Linked DNA regions of Homo sapiens: region 1 is linked to region 2. A link is an interaction called in ENCODE POLR2A ChIA-PET data of the cell type or tissue named here. Cell type or tissue: CD4-positive, alpha-beta T cell. All regions are shown on one strand. Links, peaks and the distances in the headings refer to the core of each region. The heading gives the core; the rest is flanking DNA.

Region 1 (17,660 bases), core at 7,176-12,175, 120 kb after region 2:
CAAGTGCCCATTTTCACATGAACAGGTCTAACTTAAATGACACAGCATCTTCTATAAGTTACTGCAGTTTAAAGATGCCTAGCCACAGATAATTCCTCAGAACTCTAAAATAAAAACTGATTCTACTAAACAATGGAGTTATTTATCTTGGCATAATTACTACGCATATTTTTTTGATAATAATGGAAGTATGGTGTTACCTGTTTCTAAATCTTAACAAAAACTTATGTTGAAAATGGAAGTGGACTGGGCGCAGTGGCTCACGCCTGTAATCCCAGCACTTTGGGAGGCTGAGGTGGGCAGATCACGAGGTCAGGAGACCGACACCATCCTAGCTAACACGAGGAAACCCCGTCTCTACTAAAGATACAAAAAATTAGCCGGGCGTGGTGGCGGGCACCTATAGTCCCAGCTACTTGGGAGGCTGAGGCAGGAGAATGGCGTGAACCCGGGAGGCGGAGCTTGCAGTGAGCCGAGGTCGCACCACTGCACTCCAGCCTGGGCGACAGCCAGACTGTCTCAAAAAAAGAAAAAAATAAAGGAAATGGAAGTGAACTCACAGTGGCACCTACAAATCCCTTACAGACCTGCAAACCTAGTCCTGTGGCTGTCAGCAGCCGCCAGGAACCCCTGGAGCATTCTACGGCAGGACACAGAAACAGCCGACAAGCTCCCCAGGGGTGAGGGTGCCAGGGAGACTCTGCACTCCCACAACGCCCTAGGATGCAGAGGGGCCTGCCCAGAAAGAGCCTCTCTCTGCTTTCAAGGCCAGACTGGGGGGAGGCAGGAGGGTGGTACCAAAAACAGCAGCCCTTCCCCTCCCCACCTCCAACCTGGCCACCCAGACAGGGACCCCAGCACAGCAACAGCAAGCGGAGGGGGCTCGGCTCTGGCTGAGCTGACTTCCAGCCCAGCCACCACCACGGGCCTGCACACCCTCCGCCACGGGCCTGCACACCCTCCAGGATGCCACAGGCACAGCTGCTCGGACTGCGCACTCGGGGACACTGAGGCGCACGATCGCACCTGCCTTACAAGTTCAACATTTCAGCAAGACAGAACCTGATTACTTTTCCATCTTAAATGGAGATGTCAATTAAAAATGTAAAACATTAAGTCCAAGCCTCTTTTCATATGAACAACACTGCCTTTGTTATCATTAACAAACCACTTTCAAAACCCCCAATTTTTGGGAAAGGTAATTTGAAAGTCCCATTTCACAGCAAGCACAAATGGAACACCCACATGTTGCAAGGGTCAGCAGTCCGCTGTCACTCACGGCCACACTCACTGGGAACCGCGTGCTGGGGTCATCGGGGGTCACGCAGCCGCACCGCCTGAGAGGACTAACCCTTCTGTTTTGCCAAGAAAGATGTCAGCTTCAACTACTTTTATACTGGAGAAACAATTTACAAACTAAAATTGTTTTAAAGCCTCTATTTTCATGCAGTTTTGTTTCTGTAAAGTGTTATTTAATCTCCAAGGAAGTCTTTACAGTAGATACGACCGTGACCACTGTCCTGGGTAGGAGACTGAGGCTCGGAGAGTGGAAGGGAGGGGCCAGGGCCACAGAGCTAGCACCAGTCAGCCCATCACACAAGGCTGTCGGGGACCCTATGTCACTGCGGCCACACCTGGCCCAACCTCAGGGCAGGACCAGCCTAGAATCCATCCAAGCTGGGCACCTAAGTCACGCCCAGATGGGAGAGAAGAGCACAGCACCGTGTACTGAAGAAGCGACTGTGGATCTCATCTCAACGGCTCACATTCCACCCCAAGGAATCAAAGTGAAACACGGGAATGACACAAATACCAACATGAAAAATATCAGAGCACCTGTAACATTCTTATTCTTCTTTATTTGGGACAGGGTCTCACCCTGCGGCCCAGGCTGGAGTGCAGTGGTGTGATCATAGCTCACTGCAGCCTCAACCTCCTGGGCTCAAGTGATCCTTCCTCCCCGCTCAGCCTCCCCAAGTAGCTGAGACCACAGGCGCATGCATGCCACCATGCCTGGCTCATTTTTTTATTTTTTGTAGAGATGCGGTCTCGTCATGTTACTCAGGCTGGTCTCGCACTCCTGAGCTCAAGTGATCTACCCACCCCTTCCTCCCAAAGTGCTGGGATTACAGGTGGGAGCCACTGCACCTGGCCAGCTATTCTTTTTTTTTTTTTTTTTTTTTGAGATGGAGTCTCCCTCTGTCGCCCAGGCTGGAGCGCAGTGGTGCGATCTCGGTTTACTGCAAGCTCCGCCTCCCAGGTTCACGCCATTCTCCTGCCTCAGCCTCCCGAGTAGCTGGGACTACAGGCGCCTGCCACCATGCCCGGCTAATTTTTTGTATTTTTAGTAGAGACGGGGTTTCACCGTGTTAGCCAGGATGGTCTTGATCTCCTGACCTCATGATCCACCCGCCTCGGCCTCCCAAAGTGCTGGGATTACAGGTGTGAGCCACTGCGCCCGGCAAGCTATTCTTTTTTTAAACCCTGCATTTTAATGCCAGATAAAACAATGGAGAACAGGCATTCAAGACCAGCCTGGCCAACACAGTGAAACCCTATCTCTACTAAAAACACAAAAATCAGCTGGGTGTGGTGGTGGGTACCTGTAATCCCAGCTAGTTGGGAGGCTGAGGCAGGAGAAACTCTTGAATCTGGGAGGTGGAGGTTGCAGTGAGCCGAGATTGCACCACTACACTCCAGGCCCTGCACAACAAAGCTAGACTCTGTCTCAAAAAAAAAAAAAAAAAAAAACAATGGAGAACCAGCCTCAGTGAGGTCCTCAGGAGGCCCTCACATGCCCATGTGGGTCACGGCGCCTCTGGTCACACTGCGCCCAACCTCTGCTCAGCAGGGCCTCTCTGTAGCAACACTGCAGTCTCCCTGATGGGAGGCCACAACAGACCTCATGCTAAGGGCCTTCCTCGTATTCAATCTAACCACCACAGGCAAACAAAAGACAAAATCAATACTGAGGATCTATAGTTCACAAAAGTGACAAATGGCATTAAACACCTTAGATTATTACTGTGGCATGGTCAAAAATGCCAACATTTCCTATGTCATCAAACCTAAGTATCAGTACATCTATTGTTCTCAATCCACTAGAGTGCTAGACATTTAGGCCAATTCCAGGTCCTGTCAGCAGAGTTGCTGATAGCTTGCTCCCCTTTAATCAGAGAAGCCTGTATTTTGAATCCATCGATTTTTTTTTTTCCCCAGAGACAGAGTCTTGCTCTGTCGCCCAGGCTCAAGTGCGGTGTTGTGATCTTGGCTCACTGAAACCTCCGCCTCCCAGTTCAAGCAACGCTCCTGCCTCAGCCTCCCAACTAGCTGGGATCACAGGCATTCGCCACCACGTCCGGTTAATATTTACATTTTTAATAGAGATGGGGTTTCACCATGTTGGCAGGCTGGTCTGGAACTCCTGGCCTCAAGTGATCCACCCACCTTGACATCTCAAAGTGCTGGGATTACAGGCGTGAGCCACTGTGCCTGGCCACTAATTGCTGATTAATAATTTTATTTTTCACACTAGTAAGCAGCATTTTGGCCAGGTGTGGTGGCTCACACCTGTAATCCCAGCACTTTGGGAGGCTGAGGCAGGAGGATTGCTTGAGAGCAGGGGTTCAAGACAGGCCTGGACAACGTAACAAGACTCTGTTTCTACAAAAAAAAAAAAAAAATTAAAAAAAGAAAATGCAGCATTTTGCTTTTCCTTGTCATACATTAAGGTCAGCAGTATCCTTTTCACAAAGAGGCACAGCTCAGACCCTGGGGTGTGGGGTGCTCCCTCATCGCTGCCCCCCTTTTCCCATGTACCTGGCCCCTCCATGGCACCCCTTTTATCACAACCAGGCTCAGTCCACCTCCAGATCTTGAAAAATGTCTCACCTGATCACAAACATGCCCACTACCCAGGCTGGCTTCATTCTAACTACAAACCATCCCACAGATTAAGAGAAGACAATTCTAGACCTATTTTCAAGGATATCTCAGATTCCCTTTCCTTCAAACCTCACCTCTATTTCCAAGGAAAGAATTCAGTCATATGAAAGAAAGCAGTCAGGTGTATTTTAAAGTGGCCTGACTCCAGGCGACTGAGATAAGGAACAGATACACCAAACTATGAAGCTCCCGAAAGAAGCTGCAGGAAAGGTTCTTTCACGTTTGCTGGGAGTAACAACACAAAACAGATTATGTATTTTTGGAATGTTCACTTTAAAACCATGACTCACACCTGGCCAAAATATGAAAATTTAATTTAGCCAAGTTTTCTCTTCAACTGCTGTCAATCCACATATCAGAGAAAATAACCTGCCAGTTCACCATGCGTCTCTGGAAGGAGGGAGGACTCTGCCCTACAGCGACACGTGCTTGCTCAGAGCCAAGGCCAAAGTCTTTTTGGAGACTGCTGCCGCTCCTCTCAAAAAACATGCCAGTGACTCCCAGGAGGAGGCAAGGAGTCAGGGCTGGCGAACCAGGCTCCCACTCCTTACCTGCCAACCATACACACTGGTCTCCAGCTCCTAGGAAAAGCCAGAATAGCCATCTAGAGGGTTCAGCAACAGCACTATGCCCAGAAGCACAGGACAGCCCGGCGAGACCACCAGGAACCTAACAAGAGCACAACAGCTCCCAGGATACAGAATCCTCATCCAAGGACAACCCAGCAAGACCACCAGGATCCTAACGAGCAGAACAGCTCCCAGGATACAGAATCCTCATCCAAGGACAACCAGGCAAGACCACCAGGATCCTAACGAGCAGAACAGCTCCCAGGATACAGAATCCTCACGCAAACTGTTAACACAACATGCTCAGAGCACACAACACACAGCACAGGGTGGGGGTCTCAGTCATCACCAGACCATCTGAGGATGAAGAAAATTAAAGGAGGACAAGAGGAAATAAACTTCTTTTATAGGCTATTAACAACCTATTTAATTTTTCAGCAGATTTCTTCTCACTGTGACACCAAGGATCCCATTCATTAATCCAAAAATGCTTACCTGTTACCACTCTGAATACACTCTAAGTGAAATCCAGAACAAAATTCACAACATTTCGACAAAACTCTATCAAGTCCAAGAAAACCAACCTGGACACTCACGCATTATTTTGATACTTATTTTTACAAATCAATGACAAAAACATAAATTGATAGAGAATGCAGTGAGTATTTACCGATTCCATAGCTGAAAGTCAGTGCTGACGAGGACTGTCTTTTAAATCCAATGGAGGTGTGTCCCAGAGCAGGGCTGTATATATTCTGAAACAAGAGAGTGAGATTAGCTCATGTCAATAATAATTTCAGCCTCAGTTCTTTCATCGCTCTCGTCTCCCTCCATTTGGTCCACACGGTTTATTCCATCGCCCTTCCTCTCCCATGACCCACTGCTCAGCTCCTGGTCACTGTGCCAAGGCCAAAACTTAACTTCATTCATCAAATACCTTTACGTCACAATGCAGCAATTGCAACAACTTAAAGGTAAATCCAAAGTCCAGCACAAAAAAGAGTAGATGACACTGATACAATCTTGTGAAATCACCATAAAACCAGATTTTAGAGGCTCTGGGGCTTTTTATACGTAAGAAACCAAATAACCCAAGTGGGCAATCTCGCCACAGAAACAAAACATTACCAGTAAGCTAAGTTTTTAAAAGGCCTTTTTTTTTTTTTTGGAGACAGAGTTTCACTCTTGTCCCCCAGGCTGGAGTGCAGTGGCGTGATCTCAGCTCACTGCAACCTCCACCTCCCCTCCTGGGTTCAAGCGATTCTCCTACCTCAGCCTCCCGAGTAGATGGGATTACAGGCGCTCGCCACCCACCCCCGGCTGATCTGGACCTCCTGACCTCAGGTGTTCCAATCACCTCGGCCTTCCAAAGTGTTAGGATTACAGGCGTCAGCCACCATGCCCAGCCTTAAAAGGCTAATTTTAACTTTAAGAAGCATATTAAGTTTTAAACTACATAAAAGGTGCAAAAAAAGATAAGGTGGTTTTCATTTCCACTGAGTATTTTAAGAGGAAAAGATTATACTGCAGTACCATTTTTTTAAAAAGCTGAATAAAGCCATGCATGGTGGCTCACGCCTGTAATCCCAGCACTTTGGGAGGCCGAGGTGGGCGGATCACTTGAGGTCATGAGTTCAAGACCAGCCTGGCCAACAGGGCAAAACCCCGTCTCTACTGAAAATACAAAAAATTAACCAGGTGTGGTGGCTTGTACCTGTAACCCCAACTACTTGGGAGGCTGGGGCAGGTGAATCACTTGAATCTGCGAGGCAAAGGTTGCAGTGAGCTGAGACTGCACCACTGCACTCCAGCCTGGGTGACAGAGCGAAACTCGTCTTAAAAAAAAAAAAAAAAGGCAGCTGAATAAAACTATATAATTTCCCTGAAGAGCTCTGGGGACTCCAAGAATAAAACAAACCAGTCTAAATGGGGGAAAAAAAATCTATACCCATGTTACTTCAGTCCCATCCAAACATCAGGCTCTCCTCCAACTCCAAACACTTCCGTGTGCAGAACCAGGGAAGGAAGCACAGACAGGATTGAAGGCAGCTCCCAGGACAGGGCTTGCTGGTGCAGGGTTCCCCGGCTCTGCACTTAGCATCCGAGAGAATCGCGTGTTTCCTGAGCAACACTCCTGGCACATGCGTTTTGCAAAGATGGAGTGAGGTTTTTCCTCCTTACACTCCTGGAAGATGGAGTGAGGTTTTTCCTCCTTACACTCCTGGACAGGATTGTTCAAAGCTGCCATTAACCTCAAGGACCATTAAAAATAAGTGTGTGATGGGTGCGCTGGCTCACGCCTGTAATCCCAGCACTTCAGGAGGCTGAGGCAGGCGGATTGCTTGAGCCCAGAAGTTGGAGACCAGCCTGGGCAACACGGCGAGTCCCCATCTCTACAAAAAATTCAAAAAATTAGCTGGGCATGGTGGCGTGCGCCTGTAGCCGGAGCTACTCACACCACTGCACAGCAGCCTCAATCCATCAATCAATAAAAATAAATGTGAATACGCAGCTTCTAGTCACCACACAGCCTGGTTTCAGTGAAAAGCAGCAAGTGTGCCACGAAGCTTTCCGTAAAAGAGCTCAGAGAGGGGAAGAGCATCAGCAGCAGGAAGCCAGCGAGGAACCCCAGCATCGACCTCCAGAGTCCTGAGAGCACTCAAAGCATCATGAGTCCAACGATTTGCAAGCTCACTGCCACTGGCATTTGGGTTCAGCGCGCCAACAGGGTTGAGCAGCGTCGGTCTTCTAGATGCCAGTAAGGCCACCCAGCAAATCCTGGCAACCAAAAATGTCTCCAGACGATGTCCGCTAAAGGGCAAAACACGCCGGTGAGAACTGCTGCTTTAATGCAGCTGCTGTTTCCCATGTATGAAGAAACTGGGCCCAAATCAGGTGAAAGTGAAAAACATCAGTTAAAAGTGAAACAAAACTCAGTTTTCTGTTGTCTTAGGGTCCCACAGGGTATGGAAAGCAAGTTGGGAAGAGAAAATTCTGGTCTGAAGGTCTTTTCTTTCTGACTGACAGACAATCTCAGTAACTGATCCCATTATCTCTGGAAGACAGTACCAATCCAGAGCCTCTAAAATATTTGGAATAAACATTACAGATTTTTCTTAAGAGACAGGGTCTCACTGTGTTGCCAAGGCTGGGAATGGAGTGGTGCAAACACAGCTCACTGCGGCCTCAACCTCCTGGGCCCAAGGGGTCCTCCCACCTCAGCCTCCCAAGTAAAGACATTTTCTAAGGTGTGAAAAAAAGCTTCATTTAGAATACATGTTCACATCAAAACCACCACCACGACTATAAACAAGCTATGTTGTCAAACAGAAAAGCACCAGGCTACACTTCTTACTGTCAGCTCCTGCCTACAGCAACTCAGGAATCAACAGGCCTGTGGAGGCTGAGTGCAGACAGAGACCATGGAGACATGAAGGGTCAGTGTGTGATGACGGAGTCAGGGAGTCAGGGATGGGACCATCACCCATCCATGTCTGGGGGTGGGGCTGAGACACGAAGGGTCAGTGTGTGATGACGGAGTCAGGGATGGGACCATCACCCGTCCATGTCTGGGGGTGGGGGTGAGACACGAAGGGTCGGTGTGTGATGACGGAGTCAGGGATGGGACCATCACCCGTCCATGTCTGGGGGTGGGGGTGAGACACGAAGGGTCGGTGTGTGATGACGGAGTCAGGGATGGGACCATCACCCGTCCATGTCTGGGGGTGGGGGTGAGACACGAAGGGTCGGTGTGTGATGACGGAGTCAGGGATGGGACCATCACCCGTCCATGTCTGGGGGCGGGGGTGAGACACGAAGGGTCGGTGTGTGATGACGGAGTCAGGGATGGGACCATCACCCGTCCATGTCTGGGGGTGGGGCTGAGACACGAAGGGTCGGTGTGTGGTGACGGAGTCAGGGATGGGACCATCACCCGTCCATGTCTGGGGGCGGGGGTGAGACACGAAGGGTCGGTGTGTGATGACGGAGTCAGGGATGGGACCATCACCCGTCCATGTCTGGGGGCGGGGGTGAGACACGAAGGGTCGGTGTGTGATGACGGAGTCAGGGATGGGACCATCACCCGTCCACGTCTGGGGGTGGGGGTGAGACACGAAGGGTCGGTGTGTGATGACGGAGTCAGGGATGGGACCATCACCCGTCCATGTCTGGGGGTGGGGGTGAGACACGAAGGGTCAGTGTGTGATGACAGGACCACTGCCCATCCATGTCTTGGGGCAGGGGTGGGGGTAACCAAAACCAGAATCCAGTTAAAACAACAGGGAGTTGCTTCTACCTATGGAAATGGCAACAGGACAAGATGATAACCCAGGTGCTAAGGAGTCGGCTACACGCATTCTGTGTTAGGAAACCCAGGAGGTACTAATGGCGGCTCTCTCTGAATGGTGGAGCAATGTGAGGTTTTAAATGCTCTTACCACTCTGGACTCCTTACTCTCATCAACCCCTTTAAGTGGGTTATTTGCCACGTTAGGGATAGGGAAAGAAAATTATTTAATACAATCAACGGGTAAAAAGTTAAAGTTACCTAAGAAGAAAGAGCTCTAGGCCAAACCTATAATCCCAGAACTTTAAGAGGCCGAGGTGGGAGGATCACTTCCGCACAGAAGCTCAAGGCTGCAGTCAGTTAGGGTGGCACCACTGCACTCCACCTGGGCGAGCGACTGAGACCCTAAGAATATCCAAACCATTAAAAGAATTTTTTTACAGAATTTTTCTTTTAAAAAAAGCAATTTTAAAAAAAAGGATCTTGGATGTTATCACCAAAAAGAAGTGGTATTTGAGGGGATGGACACAGTAACCACCCTGGTCTCATCGGTAAACAAGGCATCCACGGACTGAGGCATCCTACCGGACTCCACTAACAGGTGCGACTATGGGTCAGTAATAAACACACTTTTCAATATGTCAAGTAATAACACGATATTCGCGCTGACCCAATCGCACCCCACCTCTTTCAACGCCCTGGGCTCTCCCCTCGCTTTGTTGCATGAGAGCTGCTTTACTCACTGCTCTCGACGAACAGTCACAGCCACGAGCACCGTCCGAAACAGAATCACAGCCTCCCTGGGAAGGAAGCTGGGCAGACCTGATGCTTATTTTTGGAAAGGAACGGAAGTTCAAGATTGCTCATGTTTTTATTACAGTCTCCCTTTTCTCCCCTAAGAGAATCACAAGTTTCAGGAGACTCTGACTGACACAACTGTATTAATGTTTAATTCACTCCCACTTTAATCACTTTTTTCTTTTTTTCTTTCTTTATATCAAAGCACATCAATAATCACTTTTTTCAATCAGGAGATCTACAACTGCTTGCTAACCATAGTCTTCAATCCGCTAAGATGAGCAATTCTTTCTGTCCACACTGACTAACCCCAACTGACAGCAGAGAAAAACCACGAGGCCTGTGGCTGCCCCACACCGCTGCTCCTTCAGACAACCAAGGGCCACGGTGGTTTCACAGCTGTGAGCTCAGGCCCCTCAGCTCCCTCCCGTGAGCCACCTTCCCAACACCCTCAGAGCCCAGGAGTCCATGTTAGCAAAGACAGGTCCCTACACTGGCCTTGGTCTCAAAACGCTGCTAGCCAGAGCTATGACCTTATGCAAACAATGATTTTCATTCGCGTTAGGCTGGGTGGGAGGGTCCACAGGGGAGCCACTGACGATGGGCATCTGCCCCCGACACTGGCTGACTAACCAGCACCATTAACCCTGGGCTCCGAACGGCAGTCACACCAGCCTGTCTCAGGGCCAGGTCTGTCTTTTCCCTGCTTCCCACAGAACGGCCCGCAGTGCATTCCTTTCATGAGTACAGGAGCATACGGATGGGTTTTAAGAGACTAGTGCGGAGCTGTGGCTTTCTTGACAAATACTTTTTCAGTAACTTCAAATACATGCACAGAGAAGGCATGAGATGTGTGGTTAGAGTTAACCTGAAAGCACAAGGTGGTGCCTGCAGCAGCAGGCACTCAGCACCTGACCCAACTCAACTCAAACATGTGAGCCCACCATTACTAGAGGTCAAAAATGGTCCAATAAACTCCACTCAGTTGTTCACAGCTGTTTTATTCATAAGCACCAGAAACTGGAATCAGCCCAGATGTGCTTCGATGGTGTAAGAAAACGTTTTAAATGGTCCGTTTTCCAGGCATGATAAATCTACGCAATGGCAGCCAGCCTGCGGATGTAACAAACCGCACGGCTCGTGCACCTAGAAGGTCACAATAAGCGAACAAAATGTAGAAGAGGGGTCAGCCCATAAATGGGAAGAAAGTTTCAGTATTGGGAAATCAAAACTTAAGCGGGTAAGAGGACAGGGTACAACCTTGTAAGCGGGTAAGGGGACGGCGTACAACGGGATAATGAAACTCAGGCGACCTCCGGGAAGATTGTAACCCCATAGTACTCGACCAGTGAGGAACTGGGGGAGGGACTTGCATTAGAGGAGATAAACTACCTGCTGTGACTGCCCCGGGTGTACCTGCCTACCAGGCACCTGATCTTGCAAGACTGCCATTAAAAATCTTGCTTCCTGGCTGGGCGCAGTGGCTCACACCTATAATCCCAGCACTTTGAGTCAGGCAGATCACCTGAGGTTGGGAGTTCGAGACCAGCGTGGCCAACATGGAGAAACCCCGTCTGTACTAAAAATACAAAATTAGCCAGGCGTGGTGGCGCATGCCTGTAATCCCAGCTACTCGGGAGACTGAAGCAGGAGAATCACTTGAACCCAGGAGACGGAGGTTGCAGCAAGCCAAGATCACACCTCTGCACTCCAGGCTGGGTGACAAGAGCAAAACTCTGTCTCAAAAAAAAAAAAGAGAGAGAAAGAAAAAAGTCTCATTTCTGCTGTTCTGTGTGTCTCCAAGCCCAGTCTTTGGGTGTGGACGGGTGAATGTGTGTTTCTCACCATGGATAAATAAGCTGAGTCCACCCACACCACGGAGACCACTCAGCAACAAAACAGAGCGAACATTACGCTGAGCAAAAAGGCCAATCGAAAAGGTTACATTTCTACGACTCCATTTATATGACACTCTTATGACAAATTTTTCAAATGGAGGACAAATCAGTGGTTCTCAGGGGTTAGGGACCAGGGTGGGGAGATGGGCTGGAAGGGGCAAATGTGGCTAGAAAAGGGCAAAGGGCCGATCCTTGCGATTATGGAACTATTCAGCACCGCAACACGGCAGGGACGGGGGCCCCCAGTGGTGAACACGCACAGAACTCAAATCAATCAATCTCTCTCTCTAACACACACGTACAAGTAAACTTCAGGCAACCTGAGTAAGACCGGTCAGCGATACCGTGTCCACATCCTGGCTGTGACGTTCTATTAAGGCCACAGTTCTCCAATGTGTTACCATTCGAAGAGAGGAGGAGACTGGCCGAAGTGTACAAAGGGCTCTCAAGGATTTCTTACAACAAAACACAAGCTCAAACTATTTAAAAAAAAAAAAAAAGTCCAAAAAAGAAAGAGTCCAATATTGACAATTTCATATGGTTTTATCTAGCACCAACTCACTTTATCCTCACAATAATCCCACAGAGTAGGTATCATTATTATCTCCCCTTTGCACATGAGAAAACTGAGGCCCTAGAAGTGTGAGAAATTTAGTCAAGGTCACATTTTAAATGGTGGGGCCAAGACCTGAAACCAGGCTGGCTGGCTCCAGTGCCCACACTCTTCACCACGATCAGTCTTGAAACTGGAAATGGAAAACATGGACATGAATCTGCTATTATTATGGCTTAAAAATCTTACAATGTAACTTTAGAGGACTTAAAGGGAACACTAAAGACCTACCATCCAGCCTCATCTCATTTTAGTTCTCAATCAAAAAAAGACACAGCCAATTGGATTCCACTCCCACAATGGTGCCAGGAGCCCCACAATCCCAAGGCCAGCTGGTGCAGACAGGTCACCTATCCACTCTGATCAAACCATTCTCCTGACCTCGGTCGGTCTCCTTCGTTTTTTCAGGTTGGGGGCGGACAAGGTGGGCCGGTTATTTCGATTTTTTCGGGCTGGGGGCAGAGAAGGTGCAGTTATTTGTTTCCTGTTTCTGGTGTTTCTTTTTTAAGGGTGGGGTGCTATTCATTTCGTTTTCTCTGATTTAAAGTGAAAGAGAAGGCTCCAGGGAATAAAGGCAACTACGCAAACTTCAGAACTGAGGTGAGCCTGAGGAGGAACTAGAAGGAAAACCAGGCTTCCTTCTTCAGTGCAAATGTTTCTTTTTACTACAGGAAAAAACGAAACAGGAAACAAAATGAATGTTCCCAAACAATTCTCTTTATACCATTTAGCAGAAAAAGGTGCAAAGTGGATGAATGCAGAACGAGAACAAGGGGGAACGATTTCACACAACCGTTCTTCCCTTTCCATAATGCCTGCCCTGATAGGAATCAAACTCCTCTGCTAAAGAACAAAAGCCAACTATGGAAGGCAGGAGAACCTTCAGTCCTCAGAGGAGGCATCCGACTCCTGCCAAAACCTTCCCTTCCTCACCGGATCCAGGGGAATGGCAAAAACAATTCGTGTTTGAAAGTAAACAGATACACAGCTATAACAAAAAAAACAAAGGAAGCTGTAGATCAGAAACTGGGAAATACCTGAAAATTAGAGGAGGACAAAGGCATGAAATCAAACTAGAGAAAGTGACACAAAAGCCAACAGTGAAAACAGCCCCAATAACACACAGGAGAAGGTGGAGGAAGGACAGTGCTGGACTGTGCAATACCTGCCTCCCTCCCGCAGGAGGCCCGGCTCCACAAGACCCCAACCAGCGCCGGCCGAGTTCACAAGCTCCCTGAGCAACAAACACCAACTCCCTGCGTGGCTTCACTAAAACAAGCCTTGAAAGGGAACAAGAGGCTCTGATGGTCACTTAAACATCACACACACACACACACACACACACACACACACACACAAATCTGAAATCCTGACCAATGAAGACATAAGACCAACCTTTCAGAAAGCCTAAATCAGGCGCATATAGATGACCAATTTATTTCTAGCTCTTAGTAAACCCACAGAATTCCAAATCAGCATCACAGTCTAATGGCAAAACTCAAAAGGAAACATGAATATACTGTGATCTACTTGTCTTGAGCTCACTGTTGGCCTCACCATTTTATGATCGGCGTCATGGACACTGGGAAACAGAAAAGACGGAGAAATCCGGGAAGCGGCTGTTTCACTTCAGTGTGAAGCTCCTACTCAACAATCGCTTAGTTATTTGTGACCTCTCACAACACTCATCTGTTCTGTTTCTACAAAATGAATAATCCAAGTGGCAGTAGACATCAGGACACCTGTTACCAGCCTGTCTTTTGCCAAGTAGGAACCTCAGAATGAGATACAACTCCATGAAGAACCATCTCTTGGTATGCAACAAGGTCTTCAGTCAGTCAGTCAATCAATTCAGCAGAGCTGCATGATACAAGATCAATATACAAAAGTCAGCTGTATCATCATCATACACAAGCAATGAACAATCTGAAAAAGATTAAGGAAACATTTCCATTTAAAACAGCATCAAAAAGAATATTTAGCAACAAATTTAACCAAAGAAGTGTAAAACTTGCACCCTGTAACCACAAAACACTGTTGAAAGAAACCGAAGACCTAAATAAGTGGAGGGAAAAAATCCCATATTCATGGATCAAAAGACACAGTGTCTTTACGACAGCAACACCCCCCAGGGTGACCTGATGATTCAGTGCAGTAACTATCAGAATTCCAACGGCCTTTTTTCAAAAGTGATCCAAAAATCTAGATGGAATTGTAAACCTCTTACATACTACAACTTACAGAACTATACAACTTTTTCTTAAAACTTTTTTCAGAGTAGAAAAGACATAATTAAAATGTCTAGGGGCCGGGGTGGTGGCTCACGCCTGTAATCACAGCACTTTAGGAGGCCGAGGCGGGAGGATCACTTGATGTCAGGAGTTTGAGACCAGCCTGGCCAACATGGCGAAACCCCATCTCTACAATAAATACAAAAAAATTAGCTGGGTGTGGTGGCACATGCCTGTAATCCCAGCTACTTGGGAGGCTGAGGCAGGAGAACTGCTTGAACCCAGGAGGCAGAGGTTGCAGTGAGCTGAGATCGTGCCACTACATTCCAGCCTGGGAGACAGAGTATGCCTCAAAAAAAAAAAAGTCTAGTAATCGTATGATGCCAGGTTTTTCTAAAATGATTATTTTTAATTATTAAGGGGGCAAAATAAAACAAGGGCACTGATTTGACAGTTTTTTTAAACTCTTTAGTTTGAAAGGTTTAAAATTCTTCAATAATCTAGTGCCTCTAATCCCAGCACTTTGGGAGGCCAAGGCAGATGGATCACTTGAGGTCAGCAGTTTGAGACCAGCCTGGCCAACATGGTGAAACGCCATCTCTAATAAAAATACAAAAATTAGCCAGACATGGTGGCGCGCGCCTGTAATCCCAGCTACTCGGGAGGCTGAGGTGGGAGAATCACTTGAACCCAGGAGGCAGAGGTTGCAGTGAGCCAAGATCGTGCCACTGCACTACAGCCTAGGCAGCAGAGCAAGACTCCATCTCAAAAAAATAGATTAATTAATTAAAATAAAATTCTTTGGCCGGGCACGGTGGTTCACGCCTATAATCCCAGCACTTTGGGAGGCCAAGGCGGGCAGATCAGAAGGTCAGGAGATCGAGACCATCCTGGCCAACACGGTGAAACCCCGTCTCTACTAAAAATACAAAAAAATTAGCCAAGCGTGGTGGCGGGCGCCTATAGTCCCAGCTGCTGGGGAAGCTGAGGCAGGAAAATGTTGTGAACCTGGGAGGCGGAGCTTGCAGTGAGCCGAGACTGCGCCCTACACTCCAGCCTGGGTGACAGAGCGAGACTACATCTCAAAATGAAAGAATGAATGATGAATGAATGAATAAAATTCTGCAATAACCAACATAACATTATTTCCTTTAAAAATACACCACTGTCATAGGCCAGGCATGGTGGCCCATGCCTGTAATCCCAGCACTTTGGGAGGCCGAAGTGGATGGATCACGAAGTCAGGAGTTCGAGACCAGCCTGGCCAACATAGTGAAACCCCGTCTCCACTAAAAATACAAAAATTAGCCAGGCATGGTGGCAGGCGCCTGTAGTCCCAGCTACTCAGGAGGCTAAGGCAGGAGAATCACTTGAACCCAGGAGGCGGAGCTTGCAGTAAGCCAAGATCGTGCCAATGCATTATAGCCTGGGCAACAGAGCAAGACTCCACCTCAAAAAATAAAAATAAAAAAATAAGAATACACCACTGTCCCTGAATGTGCACTGTTCTTTTAATTTAGAATGTGAGCCCACAATGATTTGTACAGCCCAACATCTAAGATGCAATGAACAGAATGTAAATGGGGGTTGGGGGGAGGGAAGGGACTACACAGCTTCTGAGAGAACAGCAACGTCCCTGCAGCGTGGGATTCTCAACTCTCACGCTCAGACGTTCTAGTACACAGCAGGGACTCTCAACTCTCGCGCTCAGACGTTCTAGTACACAGCAGGGATTCTCAACTCTCACGCTCAGACGTTCTAGTACACAGCAGGGACTCTCAACTCTCACGCTCAGACGTTCTAGTACACAGCAGGGACTCTCAACTCTCACGCTCAGACGTTCTAGTACACAGCAGGTACTCTCAACTCTCGCGCTCAGACGTTCTAGTACACAGCAGGGACTCTCAACTCTCGCGCTCAGACGTTCTAGTACACAGCAGGGACTCTCAACTCTCGCGCTCAGACGTTCTAGTACACAGCAGGGACTCTCAACTCTCGCGCTCAGACGTTCTAGTACACAGCAGGGACTCTCAACTCTCGCGCTCAGTCGTTCTAGTACACAGCAGGGACTCTCAACTCTCAGGCTCAGACGTTCTAGTACACAGCAGGGACTCTCAACTCTCGCGCTCAGTCGTTCTAGTACACAGCAGGGACTCTCAACTCTCAGGCTCAGTCGTTCTAGTACACAGCAGGGACTCTCAACTCTCGCGCTCAGTCGTTCTAGTACACAGCAGGGACTCTCAACTCTCACGCTCAGTCGTTCTAGTACACAGCAGGGACTCTCAACTCTCACGCTCAGTCGTTCTAGTACACAGCAGGGACTCTCAACTCTCACGCTCAGTCGTTCTAGTACACAGCAGGTACTCTCAACTCTCGCGCTCAGACGTTCTAGTACACAGCAGGGACTCTCAACTCTCACGCTCAGACGTTCTAGTACACAGCAGGTACTCTCAACTCTCGCGCTCAGACGTTCTAGTACACAGCAGGGACTCTCAACTCTCGCGCTCAGACGTTCTAGTACACAGCAGGGATTCTCAACTCTCACGCTCAGTCGTTCTAGTACACAGCAGGGATTCTCAACTCTCACGCTCAGTCGTTCTAGTACACAGCAGGGACTCTCAACTCTCACGCTCAGACGTTCTAGTACACAGCAGGGACTCTCAACTCTCACGCTCAGACGTTCTAGTACACAGCAGGGACTCTCAACTCTCGCGCTCAGTCGTTCTAGTACATAGCAGGGACTCTCAACTCTCAGGCTCAGACGTTCTAGTACACAGCAGGGACTCTCAACTCTCGCGCTCAGTCGTTCTAGTACACAGCAGGGACTCTCAACTCTCAGGCTCAGTCGTTCTAGTACACAGCAGGGACTCTCAACTCTCGCGCTCAGACGTTCTAGTACACAGCAGGGACTCTCAACTCTCACGCTCAGTCGTTCTAGTACACAGCAGGGACTCTCAACTCTCACGCTCAGTCGTTCTAGTACACAGCAGGGATTCTCAACTCTCACGCTCAGTCGTTCTAGTACACAGCAGGGACTCTCAACTCTCACGCTCAGTCGTTCTAGTACACAGCAGGGACTCTCAACTCTCACGCTCAGACGTTCTAGTACACAGCAGGGATTCTCAACTCTCACGCTCAGACGTTCTAGTACACAGCAGGTGCGCTGTCCTTTAACAAGGACAAAGGTCAACAAACGCCCCTTGGATGAATGGCTGATTGGCAGGCATTCCACACTGCAGGCTCTGTCCCCGCCCAGCAGACTTGTCCCCTATCTTGAAACACTACTTTTCCATTTCATTAATGCAACCTGATGGCCGGC
Region 2 (5,000 bases), core at 1-5,000:
TCACAGACGAAGGCGCAGGAGAAACAGCGGGGCAGGAGGCTCCCCAGAACCCCAGGGAGGCCAGGCAATGATGCACAGCAACCTCAAAAACATTCGCTGGTTGACTGATTATTTATTTATCTATTTTATTTTTTATGGACAGGGTCTCACTCTGTCGCCCAGGCTGGAGGGCAGTGGCGCAATCACGGCTCACTGCAGCCTTGACCTCCTAGCCTCAAGGGATCCTCCCGCCAAAGTGCTGGAAGGGTGAAGGGTGTGAGCCACTGTGCCTGGCTACTTTTAGATTTTTTAAGTTTTGGGAAACCTTACACATATAAAAAAGTAGACAAAGTAGTATCATTTGAAGCAAATCCCAGATATCATATAATTTAATATGAATGCTTTCAGTGATAAGGCTTTTTAAACTGAGACCACCCTTGAGGTGGTAGAGGACAGACTTCAAAAGCAGATACAAGAGGCCCCGGGCAGACAGGGCAGGCAGAGCAGGGCAGGCAAGATGGGCTAGAAGTCCCAGGGCAAGCTGGTCTGAGAGGGCTCGGTGGGCAGAGCTGTCTTGGGGCCGGGACATGGCAGGTGCCTTCCCACTCCTTGCTGCACCCACAGCCCTTACAGAGGCCTGGTCCTAGGACGGGCTCTTGCCCAGCGCTCTGGAAGACACAGAGGTGATGCTGTCACATGCTCACGTCTGCCTGGACAGCCTCCAGGCTGCTGTGCAGGGACCACGCGGATGCACAGCCTCGGGGACTGCTTTAAACTGGGCTGATTCACAACAGACAGAATCACATTGTTCTTGGCAGGCGGCCCCCAGCCCTGACTAAGCACCGCAGAGGCCACATCTCCATGGCACTGGACCGCGGGCAGGGCCGACTCAACCCTGCATCTGGGAGGCGGGAAGCCATCCCCACAGCAACATGGAGGTCTCTGAGGGAGACGTGCCAGCCTCTGCCACTTGGACACAGCCAAGGCATCCGGCACGGTGGTGACCCTGCATCCCTCCCACCATAGCAAGGGGCACCCACACCCCTCCAGAGAGGCCTGACTGCTGGGGACCAGAGAAGAGTCTCTTGTCTGTCACGTGTCAGTTAACCCTGCACCAATGTTTCTCTTCTCATCCCTGCTGGTGTGCGCCTCTCCCTCCACCCCACTCATTTCTGAGCAAGAACGGCTCCTCTGGGGGAAGGAGGGGACGCGGCGTGTGTGAGAGCCACAGCGCCCAGCAGCCTCCCGGCCCAGGGTGGGGCTGAACGCACTGGAGTTGGACTCGCTACTATTTATTTATTTAGAGACGGAGTCTTGCTCTGTTGCCAGGCTGGAGTGCAATGGCGCAATCTTGGCTCACTGCAACCTCCACCTATTGGGTTCACGCAATTCTCCTGCCTCAGCCTCCCGAGTAGCTGGGATTACAGGCACCCGCCGCCACACCTGGCTAATTTTTGTATTTTTAGTAGCGACAGGGTTTCTTCATGTTGGTCAGGCTGGTCTCGAACTCCTGACCTTGTGATCTGCCCGCCTCGGCCTCCCAAAGTACTGGGATTACAGCCGTGAGCCACCGCGCCTGGCTGTGGACTTGCTACTTTAAGAGGGTCCTGGTTAAAATGCAAGCTTCTAGGATAAGCAACGCTCCACACTCATACATCAGAACAATCTTCCTAGGAAATCTAGTTTTGCAACATTAAACAAGAAGTTATTAAAATTGGCCCCGAAAGGGTGATAAACACAGGAGGACAAATACTACGTTTCTTAGGTCTTTTTGTTACAATCCTTGCCTGGAAAATTCTATTTTCAAAATGTTCTTTACTGTTTTCCCACCTCACAGGGATTCTCACCTACCCTGTCCTCACCTAGGCCTGCCCCTCACAGAGTAAGGACATGGTGTTCAACACGCAGTTCCAGGAGCACCCAGGGCTGTGGCAGAAAATATCCCAGAGACCCACAGAGAGCGAGAATGGCCTCAGTGGGCCAGCACGGCTGGCACCACGCAGGCGCTAACCATCAACAGACAGACCCCGGAAGCTTCTGACAACACAACAGGGCCCTGGGTGAGAGCTTCTCTGCACCATGATGAAACGGCCACCACAAAGAGACCTGAGCAGCCAGATGGGGTGGGCACCAGGTAGCCCTGGGAACGCCACCTTACCAAGTGGGATCATTCTCCCAGGAAGCAGAAGCAGATGCTTGTCTCATTAACCCTTTCAGCAACACCTCCAGAGACATCACAGAAACACCTCAAAGGTCTGAGGCCAACTCCCGCATGGCCACTGTGCAAAGAGCTAACAGCTACGTATCAACATGACGGCCTTCTACAACCAAAACCAGCATGGGGACCAAAGACGGCAAACACAGGGTTTCAGGCCTGGACTGACTTTCTCTAGGCCTAAAGCCCGAGAGTACACAGCACCGCTGGGAGCTCCAGGGAGTCACCCAGGCCCTCCCTTCTGGGGGCTGAGGTCCCTTACACAACCCATCCACACATTCTGTCCACTCACTTCCCCGTGTCTCCCAGTGTTCTTCCTCGGAGCTGTCCGCTGCTGGGAAGAGGAGTCCTCCTGGGCCTGTGCTGGTGTCCCTGCAGCCTTCCTGTCCCCAGATGTGCTGGCCCAGAGACAGGAGCCATGTGCCTGGCACTGCACCTGCCCCTCACTTCCCATCTGGGAAAACCAGCCCTCTCTGCTGGCCTTTCACTCAGCAGAGTCTCCACCTGGCTACTGTGAGCACATCCCTGGAGCACCCCACATAGGACAGGAGGGGCCACAGGCCTGCGGCAGCCACACAATCATAAAGGCTGAAGCTTGCTGAGCTGTGCTGACAAAAGCTGGGGTGTGGATCCTCTTTACTGGCTGTGCCTGCTGCCGTTCCTCTTCAACAATCTCCTTCGTATCACGAGCTCTTCTCACCTGGACCACTTCCCCCATCTGCTCTCAAGCCCGCATCCTGGCACAGCCTCTACGCCTTGTGCTATGGCTGCATTCAAGAAGTCTCAGGAAGCCAGGGACAGAGCCGAGGGCCTGACTCAGCACTCTCCCGGTTCACTCCAGGCTTTGTGGCCAGCTTAGTGCTCTACTGCCTCCAACCTTCCCCAGCAGGGCTGTAGAGAAGCTGGATGACCAGGAGGACAAGGAGGCCTCTGGACACAAGAATCACCAAAGAGCAAGCACGGCCAGCGCAGAGGCCTCTGGGCTCCCTGCAAGCAGCTCAAGACAGAATCCACTGGGAAGGTGTCACTGCAGAAGGCGCTGACCCCACCAGGAGCGTGTGCACATGAACACACATGGGCTTGCACACGGGCACACAGGCATGCACACATGGGCACACAGGCACACACGTACACATGGGCACACACAGGCATGCACACACACACGGGCGCATACACAGGCATGCACATGCACACACATGCAAACGCACACATGGGCATACACACATGAGCGCACATATATACAGGCACACACAGGCACACAAAAGCATACACATACTCAGGCACACATGGGCACACATACACGGGCATAGACGGGCACGCATACACAGGCACACATACAGGCACACACATGGGTACACACAAGCACATACACGGGCACACACATACATGGGTACATACAAGTACATACACACACGGGCACACACACGGGCATACATACAGGCACACACATGAGGGCATGCACACAGATACACGGGCATGTGCACATGGGCACACATACACACAGGCATACACACTTGGGCACACACTCTGGCACAGGCACACAGCACACACATTCCTGCTCTGCAGCCTCAGACCCCGCCTGTGCTTGGGAAGACCTCCCTGCCTCCTGCTCACTTTTAGGGCTCCCTTTGGTTTTTACTACAAGCAATGGAGTTTCTTCCTGTGCCTTTGTGGCCCTGAGGGGAACCACTGTCTCCCTCCCGTGTCCAGCTGTCAGAAGACCCACAGGTGAGCAGCCCCATACCTCGCCCAGGGCTGGACATGCACCGGGTGCATCTCCACGTGTGTGGGACCCAAGAGTGAAGCTCTCCAATCGGCCCCATGGGCCTGAGCCTCGGGTGCAAAGGAGGTGGCATGTGGGGGCCTGTGCTCCGCCCCTGCTGCCTCTTGCCTGGACGGCGTGCAGGGTGCTAGAGTGCGTCCCAGTGCAAAGCCGGAGGTGCGGGGGCCAGGGACGCCCTGCCTGGGCTGCTCCGGGCTGCCTGTGGAGGGCTGACTGCAGGAGGGGCCGCGGGCTGGTACCTGTGTCCGAGTCCTTCTGCTCCCCATTGGCGCCCGCGGTGAAGGGCAGCTTCCGCTTGCTGGCTCGCTCCCTCACCTCCTTCCCGCCATCGCCACGCTCCAGTTTTGGGGTCTTGGTTAGAGAAACTTTATCTTTATCCTAGAAAAGAAAGGGATGCTTTCAGTCGTGATGTCCAAATTACATTCTCAAGCTCTCAAGATTTTGTTTCATATGCCAGGAGAAGCGCATCTCTTATTTGGGCAATGAACACCCTCCCTGCACCCCAGGGCGTGGCTGTGTGAGGCTGGTCACCGACCGCAGAACCTTCACCCAGAAGCCCGGGGTCGGGCTGTGGCTCAGCCCTGACTCTGGCCCATTTCTCATCCTGCGCACCGGAGGGACGCTCAGGAAATCGCTGGTGTGTGTGGAGAAAGCAGAGGAGACACACACGCGCTACCTCTCACTCCGCAGACACGCGCTACCTCCCACTCCGCAGACACGCGCCACCTCCCACTCCGCAGACACGCGCCACCTCCCACTCCGCAGACACGCGCCACCTACCTCCCACTCCGCAGACACGCGCCACCTCCCACTCCGCAGACACGCGCCACCTCCCACTCCGCAGACATGCGCCACTTACCTCCCACTCCGCAGACACGCACCACCTCCCACTCCGCAGACACGCACCACCCACCTCCCACTCCGCAGACACGTGCCACCCACCTCCCACTCCGCAGACACGCGCCACCCACCTCCCACTCCGCAGACACGCGCCACCCACCTCCCACTCCGCAGACACGCGCC

What was found. Peaks named below come from ENCODE experiments on the same cell type or tissue, not always from the same donor. Only the 100,000 strongest peaks of a DNase experiment are listed, where the experiment ranks them.
Region 1: POLR2A ChIA-PET joins it to region 2 with 5 read pairs; 4 of 35 experiments call an interaction of 5 or more read pairs at or near these places.

What each region holds. Positions count from the first base shown.
Region 1 is chr16:89,413,100-89,430,759 of GRCh38, forward strand. It overlaps ANKRD11 (ankyrin repeat domain containing 11), which reads right to left. Exons shown (of 13, transcript NM_013275.6): 2 at 5,185-5,269. It overlaps LOC128462377, which reads right to left and starts at 5,193. Exons shown (of 2, transcript NM_001416403.1): 1 at 5,185-5,193. The coding sequence starts at 5,193. RefSeq lists enhancers at 6,474-6,975, 6,976-7,475, 10,132-10,632, 10,219-10,318 and a silencer at 11,750-11,859. In CD4-positive, alpha-beta T cell, for the core only: no CTCF peak of the experiment used is centred there; DNase peaks (open chromatin) are centred at 9,562 and 9,972.
Region 2 is chr16:89,300,990-89,305,989 of GRCh38, forward strand. It overlaps ANKRD11 (ankyrin repeat domain containing 11), which reads right to left. Exons shown (of 13, transcript NM_013275.6): 4 at 4,217-4,355. Among named protein-coding and RNA genes, the nearest start is that of ZNF778, 86 kb to the left of the region's middle. In CD4-positive, alpha-beta T cell, for the core only: no CTCF peak of the experiment used is centred there; no DNase peak of the experiment used is centred there.